Linked DNA regions of Homo sapiens: region 2 is linked to region 1. Evidence: chromatin loops called from intact Hi-C (ENCODE). Cell type or tissue: ovary. All regions are shown on one strand.

Region 1 (8,000 bases):
GGCTAAGGTACCTGTTTATGCATTTGTATTAGTCCATTCTCACACTGCTGATAAAGACATATCCAAGACTGGATAATTTATAAAGAAAAAGAGATGTAATGTGTTCGCAGTTCTACACGGCTGGGGAGGCCTTGTAATCATGGCAGAAGGCAAAAGGCACATCTTACATGGCTGCAGGGAAGAGAGAGAATGAGAACCAAGCGAAAGGGGTTTCCCTTTATCAAACCATTAGATCTTGTGAGGCTTATTCGCTGCCATGAGAGCAGTATGGGGAAAACCAAACCGCCCCCATGATTCAATTATCTCCCACCAGGTCCCTCCCACAACACGTGGGAATTATGGGAGCTACAGTTCAAGATGAAATTTGGGTGGGGACACAGCCAAACCATATCAGCCTTCCAGGAGCACACAGGTGAGCAGAGGGTATGGACATGCACAGACAAGTCCGGGAAAGTGAGTTTGATGTTCAGACCAGCAATTGTGTGGTGCCACGGTAGCACGTAGAAAAATGTGACTATTTCTATCCAGGGGCCTGAAAATCTTCCCTGAGGGACTGAGGCTTGAGCTGAGTTGTGAAAGAGGAGAGACTGTCACCAGGCAAACTTGAGGAAATGGCATAAACCTTGACTCGAGGACAAGGGCACATCCAGAACATTAAGGGAAGTGTAAGGGTCCATGATGTCTGAAGTGCCTTATTTTCCTGGGTCTTGACACATTAGAAGTGATAATTGTTCTATAATAGCACTTCTGTTGTGTTGGCTAAGGCAGAATCTTTGTGATAGTGAATTAAAAATGCAATTAGTAACAAACACAATTAGCTATTTTACATTGTGTTCACATATGCAAATTAAAAAGGAGACCATATAATTATGTAGAAAAAACAAAGGTTAATAAACAGCAGGTTGGGCTATCATTATCTGTATATTCCTGGGGAAAGGTAGTTCAGTGTCTGCATTAACAGGGTAAGAGAAAAGAAGGACTGCATGTCAGTTACTTGGCTGTGTGACTGGATCACGCTTGGCTTGGTCTGATTCCAAAGCTCATGTTTCTTCCTTTTCCCTCCACTTTGTGTTATTATTATTTGAGCTTTTGGTAATTTCAGGGTGTTGTAATTCCTGGATTTGAATACTAACATATGAAAATTTATTAATGGTTATTTTGGTTTCATGTAATTTAGCTAACAACATCCTTCAACAATATGACTGTCAACAGTCATAGAACAGTGTGTACAATTTAGATTATCTGATTTTCATAATCTTAGTTTTTAAAAATCTGCCAATTAATTCAAAGCACAAAACTGAGCCCACTAATCATTACTTTTCCAAATTAGAAATTACCAAAATTTACCATAGAGAAAACTGAGTAAATTATGCTGTATTACTATCATGGAGTAGTAAAGAGCAAATAAAAATATTGTATTTGAAGAATATTCAACACACCCCCCTCAAAAATAAGAGTTTGCTATGAATGCCTTTTTTGAATTTTTATATATCAGGCAAGTATTATTAATAGGAAATTTATTATTATTTTAACTGAGCAGATATAATAAAGACTTCATAAAAATTTTACTTTCCCTCCTATTTGAAATAAGGTCATTTTGCTTTAAGAACAAAGGACAATAAATAGTTCTAAATAATAATATGAATGCATGATTAATGATCCTCTCATTTATACATGTTAGGTGAATAAATGCAAGGATATCTGTAGCAAGAGTGGCAGTGCAGACGTGGGAATGAGCTCTGGAGCCAGCAATTACTCTGAGACACCTTTTATTTTCAGCTATGGTTTCTGCATTTACTTTTGTCACTTTCTATTTGCCCTTTGTGGTTCATCTTTTTTTACGCAGACTTGTGTGATGCCCCATCTGGTGTGATTCACCCCATTCTAATTATGCAGCACACATCCTGTCACTATGAACCAAAATTTTATCAGTTTTTATAATTAATCAGAGTCTTGCAGATAAAAGATGCAAATGCAACATTTTAAAAAGAGATGTTATTGCTGAAAGTAACTCACACAGGCCTGAATTCATTCGATACTCATGATGATTTGGGAGAGAGGGAGAATTCACATATTAACTATCTGGGTTTCCTGAAAGGCTGCTTGGCCCAAGGCAAGAACGGTAGCCTTAGAATCAGGTCACCGCAGTTCTGCCCTTTACTAGCAAGGAGACTTGGGCATGACACTTAACATTCCTGACTCTCAATTTTTCCGTCTTTATAATGAGAAATAATCCCTGGTCTTCCTCCCAGGTCTGTGAGCCTGGCACCTCCTACTTAACTGAGTCACTTTCCCCTTTTGATTCAAATGAATCATCAGTTTATTCAACAGCTATTATTAAGCACCTATGTATATGAGGCCCACGATTTGGAGACCTGGAGTCCAGTTATAGTTCTGTTACTGAATGAATAAGTCAGGCCTGAGATTTCATTGTCCTATGTTTCTACTTCTGTAATTAGCAAACATTTATATAACATTTATAAGGTATCAGCCACTATTCCAAGCACCTTATCAACATTGATTTAGAATCTCCAGTTTATGAATAAAAAGAAACTGAGGAAGAGGAAAATTCAGGAACCTGCCCAAAGTCACATGACTAGCACGTGTTGGAGCTGGGATTCAGAGTCTATGCATTTAACCATGGCACAATGCTGTCTCTGAGTGATATCAATATACCTTCCTTATTACCCCCAGTATGGGAGAGTAGAACGAGCACACTTTTCATAATGGAATACATCAGGTACTAATTAATTCCTGCCTGGATAATCCTTAGTTGTGTGACCTTGGTTAAGAAACAGACATTTTTGGTACGGGCGTGGTGGCTCACTCCTGTAATCCCAGCACTTTGGGAGGCTGAGGTGGGCGGATCACAAGGTGAGGAGTTCGAGACCAGCCTGGCCAAGATGGTGAAACCCTGTCTCTACTAAAAACAATGAAAAAAAATTAGCCAGGCGTGGTGGCAGGTGCTTGTAATCCCAACTACTCAGGTGGCTAAAGCAGGAGAATCGCTTGAAACCCGAAGGCAGAGGTTGCAGGGAGCCGAGATTGCGTCACTGCACTTCAGCTTGGGCAAAACAGAGAAATTCTGTCAAATAAAAAAAAGAAGGAAAGAAAGAAAGAGAGAAGGAGAGCGAGAAAAAGGAAGAAAGAAAGAAAGAAAAAGAAAAAGGAAAGGAGGGAGGAAGAAAGGAAAGAAGGAAGGAAGGAAGAAAAGAAGGAAGGAAGGAAAAGGAAGGAAGAAGGAAGGAAGGAAAGAAAGAAAAAGAAAGAAAGAAAGAAAGAAAGAAAGAAATGAAAGAAAGGGAAAGAGAGAGAGACATTCTCCATCCTCAAATTTCTCACCTATGAACTTGAAATGATACCTACCTCACTGAATTTCTAGGTAGATTAGAAAACATCCTATCTTTGTAAAGTACCTGCTACTGTAACCACATCCATGTTGGGCTACTTGAAAGCCAGGCTCGAGACGAGGATTGGTGGAAGGAAAAGCCGATTTATTCAGAGAACCAGCAAACCAAGAAGATGGTGAACCAGCATTCTAAAATACCATCTTCAGTCAGTGCAAAATTCAGGCTCTTTTAATGTTAAGGTCAGGGGGAAGAAAAGCGGGTTGGGATCAAGGGGTAACCAACAACCACAGATATCTGGATGGCAGTGAGAATCCAAGGAGGTTAGAAACTTCTTTGTCCTTGGTCAGGTCACAATGTTTCCATAAATCTTTAACAAATATGTTTGTTTACATACTTCCGTGTTAATCTCAGACTTAGTTTTAAAAACTACGTAATTGTTGTTTTTGCATAGTATCTCAGTTCTCAGTGCCCTAAAATTACTGCAGCCTACGTACAGGAAGGGGTAAAGGCCCCTTAAACAAAAATAGAGATAGTTATGTTCATTCCTTTGCTGTTTCCCTGTTACACTAGGGTATGTGAAACACAGAGAAGATTCAAATGCCTCTTCCCTTCCCCTTTCAGGAGATAGTGGAGATGGAGGAGAGATAGGAACATTTCAGGGGAAGGTCTGCAGCATTGCTAATAGTCACTGCATTATATTTTACACCTTCCACCTGCCAGACATTTGCATAGGCCAGCTCCAATTTCCGTGAGACAGCTCAGTAACATTTGTACATTTACCCCCATTTACAGCTCAGAAGATGGAAGCTCAGAGAGGTTCAATAACTCACTAAGGTCATAGAGAGTACCTGACAGAAGGATTTGTCCACAATGGTTCTTACGCTAAAGCCTCAACTCTTGCTGTTGTTCTGTTTTCTGTTAAATGCCGTGCTAATTGTGACCTAGCAAATCCATACACCTCCCGAGGCCAGGAACTGTATTTAATCATTTTTGTGTGTGGCTTCCATTCTAGACAGCATCATGAATGGGATAAATACAAAGATATTAATAGTTAAGTAAGTGAGTAGGCCGAGTGCGATGGCTCATGCCTATAATCTCAACACTTTGGGAGGCTGAGGAGGGCAGATCACATGAGGTTAGGAGTTCAAGATCAGCCTGGTCAACATGGTAAAACCCTGTCTTTACTAAAAATACCAAAATTAGCTGGGGACATGACTGTAGTCCCAACTACTTGAGAGGCTGAGGCATGAGAATCACTTGAACCTAAAAGGCAGAGGTTATAGTGAGCCGAGATCTTGCCACTGCACTCCAGCCTGGGCAACACAGCAAGACTCTGCCTCAAAATAATAAAGAAATAAAATAAATAATAAAGTGTGTAAGTAAACACATCAAAGATGCTGAGTGTGCCAGCTTTAGATTCTGCTTGGTTTCTCAGGTGAGTAGAGGGCAGGGCCCTGAGCTGACCATAAACCTTTGTTGGGCCATCTTTAATGGGTGTGACTTCCACACCAGAATGACAAGCACCACCAACTGCAATCTAGAATCCACCTGATACAGCAAATGAGGGAGGAGGAGAGGACCTCTCTGGCTCCCAGCAAAGCTGAAGCCCCACCACATTCATGTTGCCCCTAAGCTCCGGGCTGTCAGATCCTCCAGGGAAGTGATAAAATAGGAAACTTCCAACTCTCCTCACCGCAACACCCCAACACCTACTTTTTAATATTCAGGGCCTCTGGCCTCCCACCAGATCAATACAGCGTGATCTCTCACAGAAAATCACTTCAAAATGATGCCCCACTGGCAAGGTAAGCAGCTGATCAGATTCTTTGAAGATCAATGGCTGTACCCTCGGGAAAGCAGGACGCCTTGTTTTCTTACTGCAATTTGAAGATTGTACTTCCCCTTGCAAGGAGGGTACCTTTGAATGCGTAAGTAGGTGGCTTTTGATCTGGGTCTTGAAAAGGAAGAACTTTGCAAGGGAAGGCAAAATAGGCTGGGAATTGCAAGAAGAAGGAACACCATGTGCAAAAACACGCAGGTGAGAGCCTGAGCACTGAGAACAAAACTGGATTTACTGAACATATACTTTGTGCCAGATGCTATGCAGGGAGGTTTACATAATGCTAGAAGGTAACTACCTTTATCCACATTTTATAGAAGAAAAAATCTGAACCCTAGAGAGTAATGTTAAACAACTTGCCTGAGATGACTTATCTCTGCGTTGACAGAGTACTTGCATACTGGGTTAGCTGATTCATAGTGTGCTCTTTCCAGAAAGACAAGCAAAATACAGAGGCTGGCCTTTTAGCTCTCAAGTTCTGCTCTCAGACACTTCTTTATGGCAGGGCATTTTTGCTTGTTTCTTTGTTTGCTTTTTAAGTGACAGTTTTACAACTTGGTAAGTGGTGTGGTCTGCAGTTACAGGTTACAGGGGATTTGGAAAGATTTATTTATTTATTCATTTATTTACTATATTTTTAATTTTTGTAGAGACAGGGTTTCTGTACATTGTCCAAGCTGGTCTTGAACTCTTGGGCTCAAGTGATCCTCCTGCCTCAGCCTCCCAAAGTGCTAGGATTACAGATGTGAGCCACTGGGCCCAGCTAATTTAAAAATATTTTACTTAGTAGGAGAAGTAGTAGTGCCTATGTTCTGTTTGCAGTCCTTGGAGAAGCTGGCTGCTTTTATGAGGATAGGAGGAGACAATTTCAGATGTTGAGATGGAATCTTAGTAGGAAACACCATACTATCTAATAAGATATCTGCCTCTGAGTGTGAACTATTATCTCCATCCAATAGGACATTATTTTTTCATTTATTTATTTATTTATTTATTTATTTATTTATTTATTTATTTATTTATTTTGAGACGGAGCCTCACTTAGCCATCCAGGCTGGAGTGCAGTGGTGTGATCTCAGCTCACTGCAACCACCGTCTCCCGGGTTCAAGCAATTCTCCCGTCTCGGTCTCCAGAGTAGATGGGATTACAGGCACCCGCCATCATGTCCGGCTAATTTCTATATTTTAGTAGAGATGGGGTTTCACCATGTTGGCCAGGCTGGTCTTGAACTCCTGAACTCAGTTGATCTGCCCACCTGGGACTCCCAAAGTGATAGGATTACAGGCATGAGCCACTGTGCCCAGCCCATTTATTCATTCTTTACTCCTCAAATAAGCATGTAGGCCAGGCACAGGGGCTCACACCTGTAATCCCAGCACTTTGGGAGCCGAGGCAGGTGAATCACTTGAGGTCAGGAGTTTGAGACCAGCCTGGCTAACACAGCAAAACCTGTCTCTACTAAAAATACAAAAATTACAAAAAAAAAAAAAACAAAACAAAAAAACCCTGTAATCCCAGCTACTCAGGAGGCTGAGGCAGGAGAGTCACTTGAATCCCAGTGGTGGAGGTTGCAGTGAGCCTATTGCACTCCAGCCTGGGCAACAGAGCAAGACTCCATCACATAGACACACAAAAAAGGCTTGTAATCCTCAGCACCAAATATGGTGCTAGTCACTGGGCACTTAACTGACAAATGACCCTCTGTCAATGACCTAAGAGGACTTATTCTCAAGAGTTTAGCACAGCATGCAGGAAAATGAGTCCATGAATATGAGAACACCTGAGAGTGCCAGAGAAAGAAGTAAGTGATGCTTCCCTGGGTATGGTTTCAGCAAAGAGGAGCCCACAGTGTTCCAGAAAGTTTTCGGAGGGAGAGATGGACTGCTTGCCATCTGGCTTCAGAGATGGGACAAGGCCCGGGCAGCAGCCTGAGGACCTGGGAGTACATCAAAAGCTGGGAATGGTGGCTCCAGCCTGGGCACTTGAAAAATGAAAGGTCACCCAGAGTGTGTGTCCAGGCTCAGAGGCCACCTTGGGCTTTCTGGTTTTGAAAAAATTGGCTTCTTCTGAGCAATAAAGTTCAGGCTTGTCAGTAATAATCCATCTTCTAAGGCATTGGTTCTGGTTAGGATTTAAGGACTCAAACAGATGTTATATAATGTGGCTCCTCAAAATCAGTTCCAGTTTATTTAAAAATATTTTTTATTAAGTGCATACCCTTGCACGCAGGAGGCCTTTTCTAAATGCCACCCTGCATGATACAGACTCGGCTCTCTTCTCCAAGTTCTTGCCTCAGTCTCTTCAACCTCCTTTCTTTGCTTCTGATTTTCTCTCTCTCTCTCTCTCCTTGCCACCACAGTCTATCTGTCACTCAAACACACACACACACACACACACACACACACACTTATTTTCAAATCCGATTTTCTCTGCCTTTTTGTTTCTCTCTTACTCCCTCTGCCCCTCATAACTTTTTCTTCATCAGTCTAATCCTAAAATCAGTTTGCTAGGCCTATTAGGATCCCTGTGCCAGGCAATGGTCGTAGCACAGTAGAAACACTCCTTTGCATGTGCACAGGGCTTTACAGTTTATGAGGGAATTTTCACTTTTGCATCAGTTTTCTCCATTAATTCTTGCTGCAGCCCTGGAAGGGAGGGATTCAGCCCTTTTTCAATTCAATCTGTGCTTAGGGAGTCCACCAACCACATTTCTTGAGGCTGCTGTCAGCATGGATACGCCTAGTGAGTTAGACATAGTCTCCTCTCTTTAGGATGCCTTACCAACCATCTAGAAACTTGGGAAAATCCA
Region 2 (8,000 bases), 120 kb before region 1:
GTATCCTGGCCTTCCTCCTGTCCCTAAGCCCCACCTGCCTGCACCATGGGAACTGATCCTTTCTGGGGTGATGAGTACATTGTTACCAGTCATTCTGTGATGCAGGATCATTCTTGGGGCCAGAGCTCCATTCGCCACGCAGTTTGAAATTCATGGTGGCTCTGGGTATGAGAGACTATTCCCTGATCCAAAAGGGAGTGTAGTATTTGAAGCATTTGATGACAGGGAAATGACTTTGCCTCATCGAACCTTTGTCGCCTTATCTGTCAAACAGAATTATATTTCCTTATGGACTTTTGTTGTGAGAATCACATTTCATAATGTATGCAAAGCACCCATTAGAGAGCCTGGTATGTAGTTAAGTGTCTATAATGCTGCACTTAATAGCAATGATTATTTTTCTTGCTGGTAAGCCTGATTTTGATTGAAAAGCAGATTACAAATGTCATCATAGATCTAGCTGCTTATTGCCTTCCAGTCCACCTCTGCCTTCTGGCCGATCCTCCCCTCCAGGTGGCTAAAGTGCCACAGTGTCCCAAAGCAGCCGATGTCATCACTCTGCTCTAAAGTAGGAGGGGAGCAAGGTGCAGAGGGGCTGAGAAGAGAGGGGCTCTCTTTTAATCACAGAGGAAAATCTTTCTCAAATGCCAGAATATTTTCCCCTTGTGTCCTCTTGGCCAAAAACTAGGTCACAGGCTCACAGGCAAAATCATTACAGAATAGGAAACTGAGGCACAAAGACATTTGAAGCAGTGAAAGAGGAAAATGAATCGAATATGGTAACTCTGAATTGATCCCTCTTGCCTTTGGGCAACAATTACACTTCTGTTTGTATATTACAATTGGAGATTGATCCTGCTCAGCTTCATCACTTGTCTTTTACTGCCGTCTTCAGCTAAAATACAAATCTGATATCTTTCTGGCTTCTGTTTTGTTTTTCCTTCCCAGCTCTGTCATTTTTACAGCCATTTGCAATCTGCAATATTTCTCTATGTTAATCTCTCTTGCTAACCTGAGAAATCTTTGTAAAACACGAATATAATTAGGTTATTGCCCAGTCCCATAATTCAGAATGTTCCATGGATTTCCATTACTCATAATATTAATGTTTAAGTGCAGGACTTTTAGATGCAAGAAGAGATCAAGTCCTAGCCACATCACTTCATCACAATATCACCTTGGGCAGGTGAATAATCTCTCTAAACTTCAGGTATTCTTCCATGATTTTTAATTATGTATTTTTCATACACTCATTTATTAACATTTAATTTAGTCTAATAGATGAAATTGTAAGAGGATGGGGACTTTGTCTAGAGCCGCCCCCACCAAAATCTGTCTCTAATCTGAACCAATGCCTGGCAGACAGTGGTCACCCAGGAAATAATTGTGGAGTGAAAAACCATGGAACATAACGCCCTCCATTTCATAGAATAGCCAGGATTAAATATGATAATGCATTTACTGATTATTTTAATTATAATGCATTTGATTAACTTAGAATGTTTAATACACATAGTGGGTGCTGGAAAGCTGGCTGTCCTTTCAGTTTTTGTTTTTTTAAATAATGAAAGTAGTACCAAAATTCAAGTTCTGCAGGATGGCTCTCACATTCTAATTTATTAAGCCTCATCATTAGCCACTCTCTGTTCTGTATACATACCTCATAATCTGACCTCAGGACCACCCTTTGTTCCCAGATAAATCAGGAATGTGAGCATTCACACCCCTACGCATACTGTTTCCTCTGCGTAGAACTTTTGTACGTTCTCCCTTTTCTTATCAGGTTCAGACTGTATCATTCTTTAAGAGCTGTCTAGCTCTGTCCCAATACACTGCTCCCTCTCCATAGTAAATCACTGCATGTGTGCCTTTTGCCTTGGATCACTCTCTTCCAGGCACTTGATGGGACATGCTTTCCTTCCTAGTTGGAGTTCAGCAGGGCCATGCAAAAGCAAGGGGAACTGATGTGTGGTCACCTGGCCTGAAGCTTTAAGAGCCAGCCCATGCTTTGTGTCAGATCTCCTCCCCACCAGCCTGGTGACTGGCACTACTCCGGAGAGTACCTGCTCCGTCTTTCTGCCTCTCTGAGAGACTCGAATGAGCAGTGTCCTGCCACCAACCCTCATGGGACAAACAGCCAAAGGGAGGAGGGACAGAGATGTAGGTGTTGATCTCAGCCTAACCTGGCATACCCTGAACGAGGCACCACCTCTTCAGTCCTCCTGGAGCTCTCCACATTGTGCAGGTGGCACTGTTGTCATTGCTCATTGACTTGGCTGCATCCCTCAGGAGACAGCTCCCAGAGAGCAGGACAGAACCACGGTCATGCCCCTTCATGCCCCTTCACACCTCTCGTGCCTAGTCCAGAGTATAAGTCCTTGATCCCTGAGTGAAATATGGATTTATGTGGTGAGGGGCGATGAAAGGAGGGGCATTTGGTCATGGTTGTTAGGAAGTGAAAGTACCACTATGATAAACAGAATTATCAGTCTTTGAGGGGAGGCAGATCTTTTCATTCGGATTGCCTGAGTTCAGATTGGCAGCTGTCCTTTGTCATCTCATGAAGGGTTTAAAGTGACCTGAGAAAATGTCCCCTGGGTAAGGTCAATGCTACCTGCACTCTGCCCTTCCCTGAACTCTCTCATGGGAGTTCTTATGTGCATCAGCCCTTCCCCAACCAGGAAGGCACCTGTTCTAGGAATGTTTTTACACTTCCAGGCGTACTGGAGCAGCCTGCTCCTGCCGGCTTCTCACCCCCACACAAGTCTCCTTAGCTGCACACATTTCCGCAGAAGCACTCTCTCTGCATTGTCATTGGGTCATTTGGTGACATAGACCAGTGGGCCCTATTCATTTAGACAAACCCATGTGTTTGGTTTAAGATTGTCATCACCTGCTCCTTTTTCTTGCTTTAGTTCTTAAGGTTCTCTGCTAAAGGCAGCACAAAGGCTAATTATCTTATGATAAGTTGTCCTTTAAAAACACTAGATTAAGAGCCACTTTAGGCTTTTTATTCTGCTTTTTCTTTGTCATCTGTCTCTGCACAGCTATCAATAGAGCAGCATTTTTCTGCTTTCACTGGAGAATGTTTCTTTCTTACTCATCAATTTTCAGAATGTTGTTTCTTTCTTTACTTATGACAACTATTTAAGCAGACAAAAATAGTTGTTAAACCTAAGTTATTACTAATATTTTTCTTTCACTTTTCTCTTCAAGTTAATATCATTGAGCTATTATTGATTGAGTGAATACTATTGAGCAATTATTTATTGTGAGTCTATCATATGTCAGGTGGGCTAAAATGTTTTTTCTATAATATTTTACTTAATTCCACCTAAGAAAACAAGCACTGGTCCCTTTCTTCAAGATAGGGAAATTAGGCCCAGAGTGAAAAATAGCTTCTTCAAGGGCATGTAACTAACCCAGAATGCAAACCCAAGATAATTTAAACATGATTGCTTTGATCTTTCTGCCCCATCCATTTATTTCTCTGTTTCCCTATTTACATACTTTAGCCTGGACATTAGTTCAAAGTGTTGAACTTTGTTTTTGTCCTCACCAGACCCCTGAACTTTCCTCAGGTGCCTTCTCCATGAAGCATATTCCAAATTTCCTCATCCCAACCTCCTTAATGTTGATGAAATAATGTCTATTCCACAGTTTCTTTCATCTCATTGGATTGGCAGTGTTTGTTTCCAAATCCATCTTTCCCCTTACACAGTGGGTTCCTTGGGATGGGACCTCATTTTCTTCTTACATTTCTGGGCTTGGTTACCTGTGACCTGAGCAAATGACATCTAACCCTCTTCAGTGTCTGAATTTGCTAATCTTACATTGTGGGGGTGAGGAAAGGGGATAATAATTGTAGAAAGAAATCCTGGATTCCAACTTAGTGACTCACAGTATTAAAATTCTCTCTATGAATCTAAGCATTTGAAGAAAAACTGTGAAAAACCAATCCAGAAATCTCAACACAATTTCCAAAGCTTATTTAACATGAGCTACTGTTCTTTGGCCAAGCCTACTCATCTTCCTTGGCATGTTGGACACTAACGAATCTGTTGGTTTAGATTTGATATCAATCTGGAATACAAAGCCAGGCCTGAGTGTTCACGCTAGCTGGTTGGGGAAGTAAATACGGTTGTTAAAGTAGAAAAGCAATGGGACTGACTTCACCAAGGAAGCCACAGTCAGTTTTATTCTTTAGACGCCTCTGAAAACTCATCTTTATGGTACCATGCTATGGGCTAGAACATTTCAGGACCTCTAGGCATAGCTTCCTTCATTAATGTGCTGATGACCTTGAGAAGGTTGTGAGAAGCAGGAAGTCTTGAAAACTCAGTTCATCATTGGAACAACCACACACGCGTGTATATGTATATATACACACACACACACACTCAAAGAGAGACACAACAATTATATGCCACAGGCCCCTCTTGAAAGGAGATGGAACCAGGACTTGATGAGTGAACCTTGCTGAGGTCCCATCAAATCTAATGAACATGACAGAATAAAGAGCAACATAGCAAAGGCTCTCTTGCCTGCAGCTATACCGCCCTGCAAGTGCCTGACTGCAGAAGCTAAGCATGGTCAGGCCTGGTTAGTACTTGGGATGGAAGACTGTCCAGGAAGATCCAGTGTTTTATGCTTTAAAAAAAAGAAAGGAAAGAAGCCTATCTCATGCATCCTCCTGCTAGTCCTTCATTTCTCCTGCCAATATCTTTGTTTTTCCTTCTTTCTCACTATGATTTAGAGGAAGGAATGCAGTTATTAACAGACAATAACTCATGTTCACATGGTTTTTTTTTCAATTTTGAAACACAAAGCAATCTATTTCTAATTGTAGCTCTGCTATCCTTCTTCTTATCTCATAAAGTATGAATAAGACCAAAATGGTTTTCATGTAGATCTCTCAGTCCATTATCGATGAGCCTCTGTGCTCTTCCCACAAGCATCCTGTCCTTAGCCCTCTCACAGCCCTAACCCTAAGGTGATCATGGCTGTTTTTGTTTTGTTTTGTACCTTCTCTCCTATTGTTCCCTCTCCACACCCTATACCCTGCATGGTCCCAAGTTGTTTGAGGGAAGAGACAGGGTGGGTGTCAACTGTGTCTCTAATTTCTTAGTGCCTGATGCACCGTACATTTATTTAGGCCTTGACTCTGAATTGTGGATACTCTCAAACCCTGATACTTTACAAAGTTTGCTTCTCCATTTGCTAAGGAAGAGGCGGAAGAGGCTGAGTGTCATATGTGGCACAAACCAGGAAACTAGACCCCTGTGGCAGTTCTCAGTCCTCGGCTCTTTTCCTAAGCAATTCTACTCACTCCCAATCGTCCATACCTCATTTAAGCAAGCAGAAGTCTTAGAGCAAACTGCCTTCCTCCAGCCTAGAAGGTGATTAAGCTGCCTGTTTGGTGTGGGGATAAGGGAAATCTTATCCCACCACATGCCCCAGGTTGGAAGGATTCTCTTCTAATGGTATGCTTTATTGTCACTGATAAACTTTTTATATAATACTTATCTTAGTTAATTAGGGCTACTATGACCAAGCACCATAGGCCTGATGGCTTATGAACAACAGAAACTGACTTCTCACAGTTCTGCAGGCTGGAAGTCTGAGGCCAGGATGCCAGCATGCTTGGGTTCTGGTGAGAGCCCTCTTCTGGGTTGCAGCCCCTGCTGAATTCTCCTTGTACCCCACATGGCAGAAAGAAAATAAGCCAGATTTCTGGCCTCTTCTTAGAAGGGCGCTAATACCATTCATGACGTCTTCACCCTCATGACCTACTTGCCTCCTAGGGGCCCCACCTCCAATACCATCATGATGGGGATTTGATTTTAACATATTAATTTTGTAAGGACACAAACATTCAGTCCGTAGGAGTATAATGCTTTCTTCTTTGCCTTGTTTCATTCTAGTAATGGTTAAGCATTCTTCATAGATTATTTCTCAGTCTAACTGATCCACCTCTCAATCAGGTCCTGGGTTCAATGAATATTCATTGAATGAGTGCTAAGTATGATCTGAGTGGAATCAGAGCAGCAAGTGCAGTTTGAGAGACCCTATCCAAGGAAACAGCCTCTTTTCCACTAAAGGCTGTATTCTTCCCCCTCCCCATCAAGGAGACCTCAGCAGCTTAGAAGTTTGATATATGGTGCTACTTTTAACCTATAAAATGTTAGATGCCCACATTGGTGACAAAACTTTGTGGTTAATTTTTAACAGTAATCACTTTGGCTAGGAATTTTGGATTCCGTGGCTCTTGGAAAATTCTCTTGAAATTCTGGATTCCAAGAGAGCCATGCATGATCAACCCGTATGTTTCTCAATCCTCTAAAGCATTCATGTTTTAGATTGATCTTATACTATCTTAGAATTTACGACCCAATCGTTTCACTCTGTAAACAAGGCTTAGAGTATCCCTGTGTCTTGCTGACCATCACATGGAAGTCAAGACAGAACCAGGGACTAGACCCCAGCTCCTATCTCCCAGTTCAGCACCCTATTTACCCTGGTGCTTTGGCCCTTTCGAGCAAAGAAGACTTTGTGGATATGCATCTTATGTGTCCGAATTATTGATTACCTGAATAGAAGCTTTATCAGCTATTGGGATATGGAAGTCTGACGGTTACAAAAACTGAAATTTGGTGGGAGTTTTCTATGCCAGCCCCACTCTTTAACAGTTCACACAGTCACACCTCCTTTGATCCCCATGACAATCCCATGAGGTTGGTGCTGTTACCATCCCCATATTTCAGATGGGAAAATTCATATAGAGATCACATGGCTTGCTCTTGGTCCTATGGAGCCAGTATGGGTGCAGCCAGGATTCAAACCCAGGCCCTTAATCACCAGCCTCCCGACTCCGAGCTCCTGTAATTCATCTTGATGATTCCTGAACTTCTCCTTCTGACATTACTTAAGTAATAATAAATAACATTTTAAAAATATAAAATGTAAATCATTTTGCATCAACATTCAGAAAGAACAGATGACCAGGCCACTGATGGATTAACTTGACATACACCAGTGCATTTAATCTGAAGATAGTGTAATTATAATAAGAGATAACAAGAGATTACAGAGGGGGCTGTGTGGTGTGCACGATCTAGGTGTTGTTTCTCTGGATAGATTACATGGCATTTAAATATTTCAAGATTAGCAAGATGATTAAACAGCACCTCCTGTTTAAAGTAAAGCTTGAGTTAGAGGCAAATGAGATACTAATTTACTTGTAGAACCTGAAGCATCAGTATAATGAAATATTCAACTTGAATGACACTTTAAAAACATTTCAAGTAAGGGACAGATGGAAATCACAGTGGTGTGTATATGTATGTGGGCCAGAGGAAAGAACCATGTACTATTGCTTTATTTAGTGCTATCATATGAAGTGCAACAGTTTTTTCAATATAAAATCAAAACCCACTAGGGCATACTACTCATATTATTTCTATGCCAGTTTTCCCCTTGAGCTCTTTCAGGCATGGATGCCGCTTTGTCATTGCTCTATCCCTGGTGTTTTTCATGGTGCCTGGCAATACTAAGCACTCTCTTAAATGTTTGTTTTCAAATGATCATGATAAACCAAGAGCACACATACCTAAAAAGAAAGATAGTAAAAAGTTCCTGGGCCAAAGCTGAACAAAAGTTTCCAAGTTACACCATTAACTTTTCTCAAGTCAGAGCCTGTACATAGTGAAGTGACACTGCTGAGATTTAAGTTCAGGACTATATGCTTCATCCCAATGCCAGGGCTATTTTTCCTCTACTTTTTTATTTATTTATTTATTTATTTATTTTTTGAGATGGAGTCTCGCTCTGTTGCCCAGGCTGGAGTGCCATGGTGTGATCTTGGCTCACTGCAAACTCTGCCTCCCAGGTTCAAGCAATTCTCCTGCCTCAGCCTCCTGAGTAGCTGGGATTACAGGCGTGTGCCACCACGCCTGGCTAATTTTTGTATTTTTAGTAGAGACAGGGTTTCACCATGTTTG

Evidence for each region. Hi-C counts contacts between places; a loop is a spot of excess contacts. Peaks named below come from ENCODE experiments on the same cell type or tissue, not always from the same donor. Only the 100,000 strongest peaks of a DNase experiment are listed, where the experiment ranks them.
Region 2: a loop joins it to region 1, with 2.6 times the contacts of the local background. A loop is called at or near these places in 2 of 110 quality-filtered maps.

The regions. Positions count from the first base shown.
Region 1 is chr4:11,291,672-11,299,671 of GRCh38, reverse strand. No RefSeq gene overlaps it. Among named protein-coding and RNA genes, the nearest start is that of MIR572, 73 kb to the left of the region's middle. In ovary, no CTCF peak of the experiment used is centred here; no DNase peak of the experiment used is centred here; H3K27ac peaks cover 1,207 bases.
Region 2 is chr4:11,410,703-11,418,702 of GRCh38, reverse strand. The region is part of intron 1 of HS3ST1 (heparan sulfate-glucosamine 3-sulfotransferase 1); the gene reads left to right. It also overlaps the pseudogene RNA5SP156. Among named protein-coding and RNA genes, the nearest start is that of HS3ST1, 14 kb to the left of the region's middle. In ovary, no CTCF peak of the experiment used is centred here; no DNase peak of the experiment used is centred here; H3K27ac peaks cover 1,968 bases.